2 separate regions of the Homo sapiens genome follow, and region 1 is linked to region 2. The links are chromatin loops, found by intact Hi-C in ENCODE. Cell type or tissue: heart right ventricle. All regions are shown on one strand. Links, peaks and the distances in the headings refer to the core of each region. The heading gives the core; the rest is flanking DNA.

Region 1 (5,377 bases), core at 278-5,277, 840 kb after region 2:
GTGGCTCACACCTGTAATCCCAGCACTTTGGGAGGCCAAGACGGGAGGATCACCTTAGGTCGGGAGGATCACCTGAGGTCAGGAGTTCAAGACCAGCCTGGCAAACATGGTGAAACCCTGTCTCTACTAAAAATACAAAAATTAGTCAGGCGTGATGGCGGGTACCTGTAATCCCAGCTACTCGGGGGGCTGAAGCAGGAGAATCACTTGAACCTGGGAGGCAGAGGTTGCAGCGAGCTGAGATCTCGCCACTGCATTCCAGCTTGGGCAACAAGAGGGAAACTGTGTTTCAAAAACAAAACAAAACAAAAAATTAGCCAGGCATGGTGGTGCATGCCTGTAGTCCCAGCTACTTGGAATGCTGAGGTGGGAAGATCGCTTGAACTCTGGAAGTTGAGGCTACAGTGAACAGTGATCATGCCACTGCACTCCAGCCTGGACAACAGAGTGAGATCCTGTCTTATAAATTAATTAATTAATTAATAAAACATTATGTGTCAATTAAAAACATAATAAAACTTTTAAAAAATGATATGGGCATCCTGATTATTTAATCCCTTTCAAGAGAGAAAAGTAACAAGAGGAAACAATATTCAAAACTTTTTTTTTTTTTAAGAGACAGGATCTCACTCTGTCACCCAGGGCTGGAGCACAGTGATGCAATCCTGGGCTCAAGCAATCCTCCCACATAGCTGGGACTACAGACATGTGCCACCATACCCAGCTAATTTTCTAACTTTTTGTAGAGACAGGGTCTCACTTGTTTCCGAGGCTGGTCTCTAACTCCTGGCCTCAAGTGATCCTCTCATCTTGGCCTCCTAGTGCACTGGGATAACAGGCATGAGCCACTGAGCCTGGCCTAGTTTTGACCAATTGGAGGAACTGAATGGAAAAATGGAACTAAGCTGATCCCTGGGGAAAGTGAAATTATCATTTGAAAGTTCTTTCAGAAGATAAAATGTCTGGGCAGGGAAAGTTGAGGATCCATCAGCTAGCTGCCCAAGGCTTTAAAGGGGAGCCATTTTATTTATTTATTTTTAATTTTTTTTCTTTCCCTTTCTTACTCCCAGGAGGAGCCCATTTAAACATTTAAGGAAGGGGGGAAAAAGGAAAACAATCTGGTCTCAGACTCCAGGAATGGTTCATAGAAAGCTGTCAAAGGTGAAGCTCAGACATCATGAGAGCAAAGGACCCTGTTGAAGAATAAAGGGGCCGGGCATGGTGGCTCATGCCCATAATCCCAGCACTTTGGAAGGTCAGGCGGGCAGATCACATGAGGCCAGGAGTTCGAGACCAGCCTGGCCAACATGGCAAAACCCCATCTCTGCTAAAAAATATGAAAACTTAGCCAGGCGTGGTAGCACACGCCTGTAATCTCAGCTACTTGGGTGGCTGAGACACAAAAATTGCTTGAACCTTGGAGGCAGAGGTTGCTGTGAGCTGAGATCATGCCACTGCACTCCAGCCTGGCATGGAGTGCAGGCACTCTATTAAATATTTTACTTGGATTATCTTAAGAAATCTTATAACAACCCTGTAAGAAAGAAAATCTGACAGAGCAAGATTCTGTCTCAAAGCAAACAAACAAACAAACAAACAAACAAACAAAAAGGCCGGGCACCGTGGCTCACGCCTGTAATCCCAGCACTTTGGGAGGCCAAGGCGGGCAGATCACGGGGTCAGGAGTTCAGGACCAGCCTGACCAACATGGTGAAACCCTGTCTCTACTAACAATACAAAAAAATTAACCAGGAGTGGTGGCACACGCCTGTAATCCCAGCTACTCAGGAGGCTGAGGCAGGAGAATCGCTTGAACCCAGGAGGCGGAGGTTGCACTGAGCTGAGATCATGCCACTGCACTCCAGCCTGGGCGACAGAGTGAGACTTTGTCTCCAAAAAAAAAAAAAAAAAAAGACTAAAGGGAGGGAAGACCTACAGAAACAAGAATGTGCACATAGGGACCCTGGCTACCAAGCCTGGTTTATAAAGATAGACACCATAGTCAGAAGGGAGGATCCTGTACAAAGAGCTTCCAGAACTCTAAAACCCCCAAAAGAGCTGGAATCAACAAAATTATAAGGATAACTTCCAAAGTCCCATCCCTACTATCACTACCAAGCATATTTTAAGACTGATGTTCAGAAAAAGTAAGAGAGAGGCACACTATTTGGTGGCAGTGCTTTCCTCTTCTTAGTCCTAAAGATTGATTGTGAGAGGTGTGGTGAAGGTTAGGAGCCCAGGCCCTGGAGCCAGAAAAATGTCATTTCAAATGCTGATTCTGCAATCCATTAGCTGGCTTTCCTAGGATATTTATATAACCTTTCTTACAGGGTTGTTATAAGATTTCCTAAGATAATCCAAGTAAAATATTTAATAGAGTGCCTGGTACATGGTAAACTCTCAATTATAGTAGCTGTGGTTTTTTGCTTCTATTATTGTTAAGATGGAAAGGGTAGCATTACCATTGATCAGATGTATGAAGTTGTCTAAAGACACATGGCCGATCTAGATGCATAATATTTAAGCAGGTGCCATAAACAGCTAATCATAGTAATAAGAAGAACTATATATCAGAGCCTTACTGAGAATAAGACTAATACCATAGAAACAGAGCTGAGAGACTGAGAGAGAGACTGAAATGATGGCATGACTCATTTCAGCCATGATAGAGACTGATTGCCTTTTTCATATGAGTGAATACATTTTTATTCCTCATCCCCCTTTTCCCTAAGCCACTCTGAGCTGGATTTCTGCCACTTGATTACAACAAATAGTTCATTAGCCCTTAGAAAGGGAAACAGAGATCATCTGGAGTCAGCATAGGCTAATTTAATAAAAACTGGTCATGCCAGAGTTTCCTCATTCTCTTACTGACAGTCAACTAGATCAGTAGATCAAAGGAATGCTGTAGTCCAGTGTATCTGGACCAGGAAGGTGTTGTCAGTCTCTTGTGACATACTTACATGTATGGAATAAGAGGCAGTGGTGGAGGCTGGTGTAGAGGGCAGAGACAGGACAGTAATAAGGACTAAAAAGTGATAAAACTACTAAATTCAAAGAGTGTTGATCAGTGTCCACCTCTGGGCTCTGTTTTGTTTTATTAAAGATATCTACTAATTTGTGCTTTCCAACTCTGAGACCATCTGGGTCTAAACCTCCACCACCTTTCTCCTGGACTGGTACAACAGCTTCCTGACTGGATACACAGCATCAGAGTGGAGTGGTCTTTCAAAAACATAAAATTGGGCTGGGCATGGTGGATCACACCTGTAATCCCGGCACTTCGGGAGGCCGAGGCAGGTGGATCACCTGAGGTCAGGAGTTCGAGACCAGCCTGGCCAACATGGTGAAAACCCATCTCTACTGAAAATTAAAAGAAAAATTAGCCAGGCATGGTGGTGCATGCCTGTAGTCCCAGCTCGGGAGGCTGAGGCAGGAGAATCACTTGAAACTGGGAGGCAGAAGTTGCAGTGAGCTGAGATTGTGCCACTGCACAACCTGAGCAACAGAGCAAGACTCCATCTCAAAAACAAAAACAAAAAACAGAAAAACATAAAATTTGTCACTTTACTTCTCTGCTTGAAACCCAGACAAGTCTATCACTGATTTCCATCACACTTCAAAAGAACCACTCCTTTCCCATGATAATTATTTTGTTTATTCTATTTGTTGTATGACTCAGAGTTTCATTCAAAATAATGGAAACTCCATGAGGGCAGGGATCATGTGTCTATTATTCATCAGTGCATTACCTAGTGTTTACTCTAGATCTAGCATTTAGTTGGTGCTCAATTAATTGAATTAATGAATGAAAGACATGGGCAAACACTGGCAGAATAAATATCAAATTGTCAATGACATTGTTGCAACTGGAGTTAGACTGATATGGTCATACACAACTCTTGGTTCTTCTTGGAAGCCACCAAAAAGTTTGAGTTCAGGTATGGAATAGCAACTCCCTTTGAATTTTATGTAAAATGAAAAATACAGGCCAGGCACAGTGGCTCACACTTGTAATCCGAGCACTTTGGAAGGCCAAGGCAGGCGGATCACTTGAGGTCAGGAGTTCGAGACCAGCCTGGCCAACATGATGAAATCCTGTCTCTACTAAAAATACAAAAAATTAGCTGGGCGTGGTGGCAGACACCTGTAATCCCAGCTACTTGGGAGGCTGAGGCAGGAGACTCGCTAGAACCCAGGAGGCGGAGGTTGCAGTGAGCCAAGATCACGCCACTGCACTCCAGCCTGGGCAACAGAGCAAGAATCCGTCTCTAAATAAATAAATAAATAATACAGTATGCACTATGTAGTGTTTTTTGCCTGGGGCTTTCTTTCAGAAAAATTATTTTGAGATCCATTCGTATGGAAGCATGTATCAATACATCGTTACTTTCCATTGCTTAGCAGAATTCTGTTATATGGATATACCACAATTTGTCTCTTCACACACTGAATAAACAACTGTTTGTTTCCCGTTTCACTATTACAATAAAGCTGGACCTAGGAGTGAAGTTTCCGGATAACATGATAAGTGTATATTTAACTTTATAAGTTAAGTGTGTATTTAACTAAGATCTTTTTGAAAGTAGTTGTACCATTTTACATTGCAACCAATGGTATATAAGAGATCCAGTTCCTCTACCTTCTGGTCAACATCTGGTAGAGCCAATCTTTTCATTTTAGCCATCCTAATAGTTATGAAGTGATATTTCACTGTGGTTTTAATGTGCATTTCCCTAATGAGTAATGATCTTGAGTATCTTTTCAAGTGGTTATTTGCCACCCATATATATTCTTTGGACAACATTTAGAAAAATTGTTTAAATAATGAAAGAGGCTCTTGCTCATTATATAACTAAATAAACAATATAGAAACATATAAAGAAGGCCGGGCATGGTGGCTCATGCCTGTAATCCTAGCACTTTGGGAGGCCAAGGCAGGCAGATCATCTGAGCTCAGGAGTTCAAGACCAGCCTGGCCAACATGGTGAAACCCTGTCTCTACTAAAAATACAAAAATTAGCCAGAAGTGGTGGCACATGCCTGTAATCCCAGCTACAATCCCAGCTACTCAGGAGGCTGAGGCAGGAGAATCACTTGAACCCAGGAGGTGGAGGTTATTGTAAGCAGAGATCATGCCATTGCACTCCAGCCTGGGCGACAGAGCGAGACTCCATCTCAAGAGAAAAAAAAAAGAAAAAGAAAAGAAACATATAAAGAACAGTTTATAGTCAAAATTAGAAAAAACATCCCAATATTTTAGAAACTACTGTGAAACAAAATAGAGCCACAGAGCCAAAAAGGGAAGGAATTTTCCAAGTCACTGTGCTTACAGAAAAGGACTTCTCTGTGTTGATAAATAAATGATTGGAAGTGA
Region 2 (5,377 bases), core at 157-5,156:
GCCTCATCTCCTAAAAAAATTCTCCTACCAGACTAAAACTTCATTATCATACCTAAGAAGATCAATAACAATTTCCAAATGTCCATCTGATATTCAAATTTCCCTGCTTTTAAAAAAATCTTTACGGCCGGGCGCGGCGGCTCAAGCCTGTAGTCCCAGCACTTTGGGAGGCCGAGGCGGGCGGATCATGAGGTCAGGAGATCGAGACCATCCTGGCTAACACGGTGAAACCCTGTGTCTACTAAAAATACAAAAATTAGCCGGGCGTAGTGGCGGGCGCCTGTAGTCCCAGCTGCTCGGGAGGCTGAGGCAGGAGAATGGCGTGAACCTGGGAGGCGGAGCTTGCAGTGAGCTGAGATTGCGCCACTGCACTCCAGCCTGGGCGACAGAGCCAGACTCCGTCTCAAAAAAAAAAAAAAAATCTTTTATACTTGTTTTTTTCAAATCGTACATCTTACAAAGATTTACAAATTGCATTTGGTTTATTGTTTTTTAAATCCTTTAAAATACAGATCCCCATGTATCTACACACATACACCTTTTTTTGTGACATTGATTCTTTGGAGAATGCAGGTGTTATCTTTTTTTTTTGGAGACGGAGTCTCGCTCTGTCACCGAGGCTGGAGTGCAGTGGCGCGATCTCGGCTCACTGCAACCTCACCTCTCGGGTTCAAGCAACTCTCCTGCCTCAGTCTCCTGAGTAGCTGGGACTACAGGTGCACACTGCCATGCCCGGCTAATTTTTTGTATTTTAGTAGGGACGGGGTTTCACTGTGTTGCCCAGGCTGGTCTCGAACTCCTGAGCTCAGGCAATCCGCCCACCTCGGCCTCCCAAAGTGCTAGGATTACAGGCGTGAGCCGCCGTGCCTGGCAGCAGGTGTTATCTTATAGGCTGTCCCTGGATATATCTGATTGTTTCTTCATGGTGTTATTTAACTTGTTCTTCTACCCCCTGTATTGACTCTAAACTGGAGTTTAGGTCCAAAGCCAGATTCAGGCTGGGCGTTGTGGCTCACGTCGGCAATCCCAGAACTTTGGGAGGTCAAGGTGGTAGGATCATGAGGTCAACAGTTTGAGACCAGCCCGGGCAACATGGCGAGACCCTGTCTCTATTAAAAATACCCACCACCCCCCCAAAAAAAAAGCCAGGTGTGGCTCTGCATGCCTGTGCTCCCAGCTACTTGGGAGGCTGAGGTGGGAGGATTGCTTGAGCCAGGGAGGCAAGGAGGTTGCAGTAAGCCAAGATTACCCCACTGCACTTCAGCCTGGGTGACAGAGTGAGACTCTGTCTCAGAAAAAAAAAAAAAAGGCAGATTCAGGTTAACAATCTTTAGTAAAGATACTGCCCAGCTCATGCTGAGTATTATTATTATTATATCCCATCCAGAGACACATGTCAGATTGTTCCACTATTGATGATGCTAAATTTGATCACTTGTCTGAGGTGGTGACAGCAAGACTGCACCATTTTTTACTACTGTAAAACACCTCTCCCCTTTGGCAACCAGCAAGAGGCTTCAGGTGGACTCTTTGGCATGTGACTGTTCTGTCCTCCCCCAGCCTTTCATCCCAGGGTTCTGACTCCCTGGATAATCCTGTCAATTATTATACGATCAATTATTGATCAATTATTTTACGAAGGGTTACAACAAGATGATTTTCTATTTCTGTCTTTTCTTCTGCAGAAATGCAAGAAGCTTGCACTCTTCTGTAAAGAAGAGTTTTTTTCTCATCAACTGGGATTGAACTACAGCTCCTTCTAAAGAGGCAGGACAAATTATTATTACTATTATTATTATTATTTTGAGATAGGGTCTCTTGCTCGGTTGCCTAGTCTGGAGTGTGATGATGCAATCACAGCTCACTGCAGCCTCAACCTCCTGGGCTCAAGCCATCCTCCCACCTTAACCTCCCAAGTAGCTGGCACTACATGTGTACACCACCACGCTTTTGCTAATTTTTAAATTTTTTGTAGAGACAGGGTTCTTATGTTGCCCAGGCTGGTCTTGAACTCCTGGGCTCAAGCAATCCTCTCGCCTCAGCCTCCTGAAGTGCTGGAATTACAGGTATGAACCACCAGGCCTGGCCAAATTATTCTTATTGAGGCTGGCATTGTTCCGTATCTGGCTGGCGGTGCCCCTTCAAGTTGGCTCCTGGGTCCTTCTTTCAAGCCCCAGGAGTCTTTGAGAACTTCTTGGCTTTCTGGAAAGAAAAAAACAGAGATGTCTCAGCATCACCTGCATTCCCCCATCTCCAGCCCTGAAACCAGCCATTTGGAAGCTGGGATGTGGCCCCAGGCAGTCTGCCTCAAGTTCTTTTGTTTTTCACACTCATGCAAACTGCAGAACAGTTCCAGTTCTGGGGACCTTGCTGTGTGACCTTGGGCCAGTTCCTTTCCCCTCTCTAAGTCATACTTTCTCTGTATGAAACTCTGTGGAGCTGGGTTCCACCTTACTCCATCTCCCCATCAGGGTGTGGCATCCAAGCTCCACTGCTTCCTGTTACTCTGTCTCCCTCCTCCTGTGGTCAGGGGTAGGTGGGACAAGGCTCCTTCCCTGGGCGGTGGAGCCTGTGTGACAAGTGAGAAACTGGGACTTCTTACCCTGTAAGGAAAGATGCAGGGAGCCATTGTCCACGCCCTCTGGGAAACTCAGTCTTGGGACCCTCCCTCTTGGCTGGCATCAGTCTCTAACCTCCAAGGGCACGGGCAGGATGACCGTGGGATTTCCCTCAGCTGTGTCCTGAAACTGCTGCACAGAGAAAAGAGTTCGGACTGCCATTCTATCACCATTGGTTTAGAATCTAGTGACTGTGATGCATTATTCCCTTTATTTTAAATTTAGGCTGGGCGCGGTGGCTCACGCCTATAATCGCAGCACTTTGAGAGGCCGAGGTGGGCAGGTCATTTGAGGTCAGGAGTTGGAGACCAGCCTGACCAACATCGTGAAACCCCGTCTCTATGAAAATACAAAAATTAGCCGGGCATGGTGGTAGGCACCTGTAATCCCACCTACTCAGGAGGCTGAGGCAAGAGAATCGCTTGAACTCAGGAGGCAGAGGTTGCAGGGAGCTGAGATCACGCCACTGCACTCCAGCCTGGTGACACAGTGAGACTCCGTCACACACACACACACACACACACACACACACACACACCCCAAAACAAAAAAAACTATAAATTTAGTTTTACCTTGTATTGAAGTTGTAAATTCACATAGTCTAAAGAATCAGGCCGGGTGCAGTAGCTCACGCCTGTAATCCCAGCACATTGGGAGGCTGAGGCGGGCAGATCACCTGAGGTCAGGAGTTCAAGACCAGCCTGGTCAACATGGTGAAACCCTGTCTCTATTATAAACACAAAAAAATTAGCCTGGCATGGTAGCACGAGCCTGTAGTCCCAGCTACTAAGGAGGCTGAGGCAGGAGAATCACTTCAACCCAGGAGGCAGAGGCTGCAGTGAGCCGAGATCGCTCCACTGCACTCCAGCCTGCGCTATAGAGTGAGACTCCGCCTCAAACAAGCAAACAAGAATCAAATAGTTCTACAAGATTTGCTGTAAAATGAGTAGCAGATCTTCACCATCCTCTTTACATCAGTTTCAAACTTAAAAAAAATTTTTTTTTCCATCTCCGTCCCCAAACCGCCTACCCAATTTAAAACTTTTTCAGCTGGGCATGGTTGCTCACGCCTGTAATCCCAGCACTTTGGGAGGCCAAGGCAGGTGGATCATCTGAAGTCAGGAGTTTGAGACCAGCCTGGCCAACATTGTGAAACCCCATCTCTACTAAAAAAAAAAATACAAAACTTCGCCAGTGGTGGTGGTGGGTGCCTGTAATCCCAGCTACTTGGGAGGCTGAGGCAGGAGAATCACCTGAACATGGGAGGCAGAGGTTGCAGTGAGCTGAGATTGCGCCACTGTATTCCAGCCTTGGGTACAGAGCAAGACTCCATCTCAAAAAAAGAAAGAAAGAGAGAGAGAAAAAAAGAAAGAACTCTAAAGTCATTCTGATTCCTAATCTTCTGATTCCTAATCCTTTGTATCTGTCTTGATTTTTCCTTTCTGGAAATTTGCAGAATCTTCTCTTTGTTCTTATTTTGCTGAAACTTCACAACAGCATCCCTTGCTGTGAAATTGCTTTCACACCTTGTCCTCAGTGCTCACTGGGCCTCTTCAGTTTGGAAATTTATGTCCTTGAGTTCTGGAAAATGTATTGACTTATTTCACTGATGATTTCTTCCCCTCTATATTTTCTGTTCTCTATTTCTGGAACTTGGTATTTGGCTGTTGGGCCTCCTGGACTGGTGTTTAATTCTCTTATCTTTTCTGTCTGATTTTTAAATTTATCTTTGTGGTCCACACTTTGGGAGATTTTAAAAAAACACTTTATCTTCCATCTATTGACTGTTTAATATCTGCCCTCATATTTTAAATCTTCAAGAGCTATGCTTTGTTCTTCTATACTACTTATACTTTTATAGCATCCTATTCTTGTTTCATGGGTGCAGTATCCTCCTTTTTCTCCCTAGGGCTATTAATGACAGTTCATTTCCTCCATAGTGCTTTTTTTTTTTTTTCTGTGTGGTTGTTTTGTTCACTCTCTTTTATGTTAAAGGCTTTCTTTAGATGTCCCAGGATTCTGGATTATCTAAAAAACCTGATTGTCTAAGACAGCTGTGACCCATGAGTAGGACTTATCCACCAAGGGCTTCCTATAGGGTATTCTGGTTGAGTTGTTTCATCAGGAAATTCCCAGTGTCAGAGTCCTGAGGCCTTTTTTTCCTGGGATGGTCATGCTCCACAGAGAAGCTTCCTCCAGGCTGTGGCTTGGGTGAAGGCCTGGCTTTCACACTGTGGGTAGGGGAGAACACTGGGCCTCTCAGCTTCAGTACCAGGCTCACGTTCTTTATTTGTCTGGGAAAGACACTTGCAATTGTCCCTCAAGGAGGGGGACGGGTGGCCCTCGGGGAGGGAGAGGGCGTGGGTATCTCACTGCCTCAGAAACAGACTTCCAAACTACCTTCCTCTTTTTAGTCCCACCTCTACTCACCACCCAGGTACCCGACACACCAGTTCCTGAGTCTGTTCTGCCACCTAACTACGTGGCTTCTCAGCTTTTCTAGCCGCAGGTTTAGGATGCAGTTTTTTTGGGGTCTACTAAGGGACTTAACACTTGCTCACCTGCTTTCCTGCTTCTCAAATTCTATTGTTTTCTCATCTCCTGTTCTCTTTGTTCTTGTAGATTTACACTTAAAACAACCTATGGTCATTTTAGTGACAAAAGCAAAGTGAGAGAGGAAGCAAAAGTAAATGTGTGCTCTATCCATCATTACAATCTTCAAAAAATAAGACCTAATTCATGTACCATAACATTCACCC

Evidence for each region. Hi-C counts contacts between places; a loop is a spot of excess contacts. Peaks named below come from ENCODE experiments on the same cell type or tissue, not always from the same donor. Only the 100,000 strongest peaks of a DNase experiment are listed, where the experiment ranks them.
Region 1: it touches region 2 in a loop (12-fold over the local background); 1 of 110 quality-filtered maps calls a loop at or near these places.

The regions. Positions count from the first base shown.
Region 1 is chr5:149,584,431-149,589,807 of GRCh38, reverse strand. The region is part of intron 1 of ARHGEF37 (Rho guanine nucleotide exchange factor 37); the gene reads right to left. Among named protein-coding and RNA genes, the nearest start is that of ARHGEF37, 5.6 kb to the right of the region's middle. In heart right ventricle, for the core only: no CTCF peak of the experiment used is centred there; no DNase peak of the experiment used is centred there; H3K27ac peaks cover 3,601 bases.
Region 2 is chr5:150,419,432-150,424,808 of GRCh38, reverse strand. LOC124901106 (a long non-coding RNA gene) reads right to left here and starts at 2,750. Exons shown (of 2, transcript XR_007058994.1): 1 at 2,603-2,750; 2 at 464-2,202. In heart right ventricle, for the core only: no CTCF peak of the experiment used is centred there; no DNase peak of the experiment used is centred there.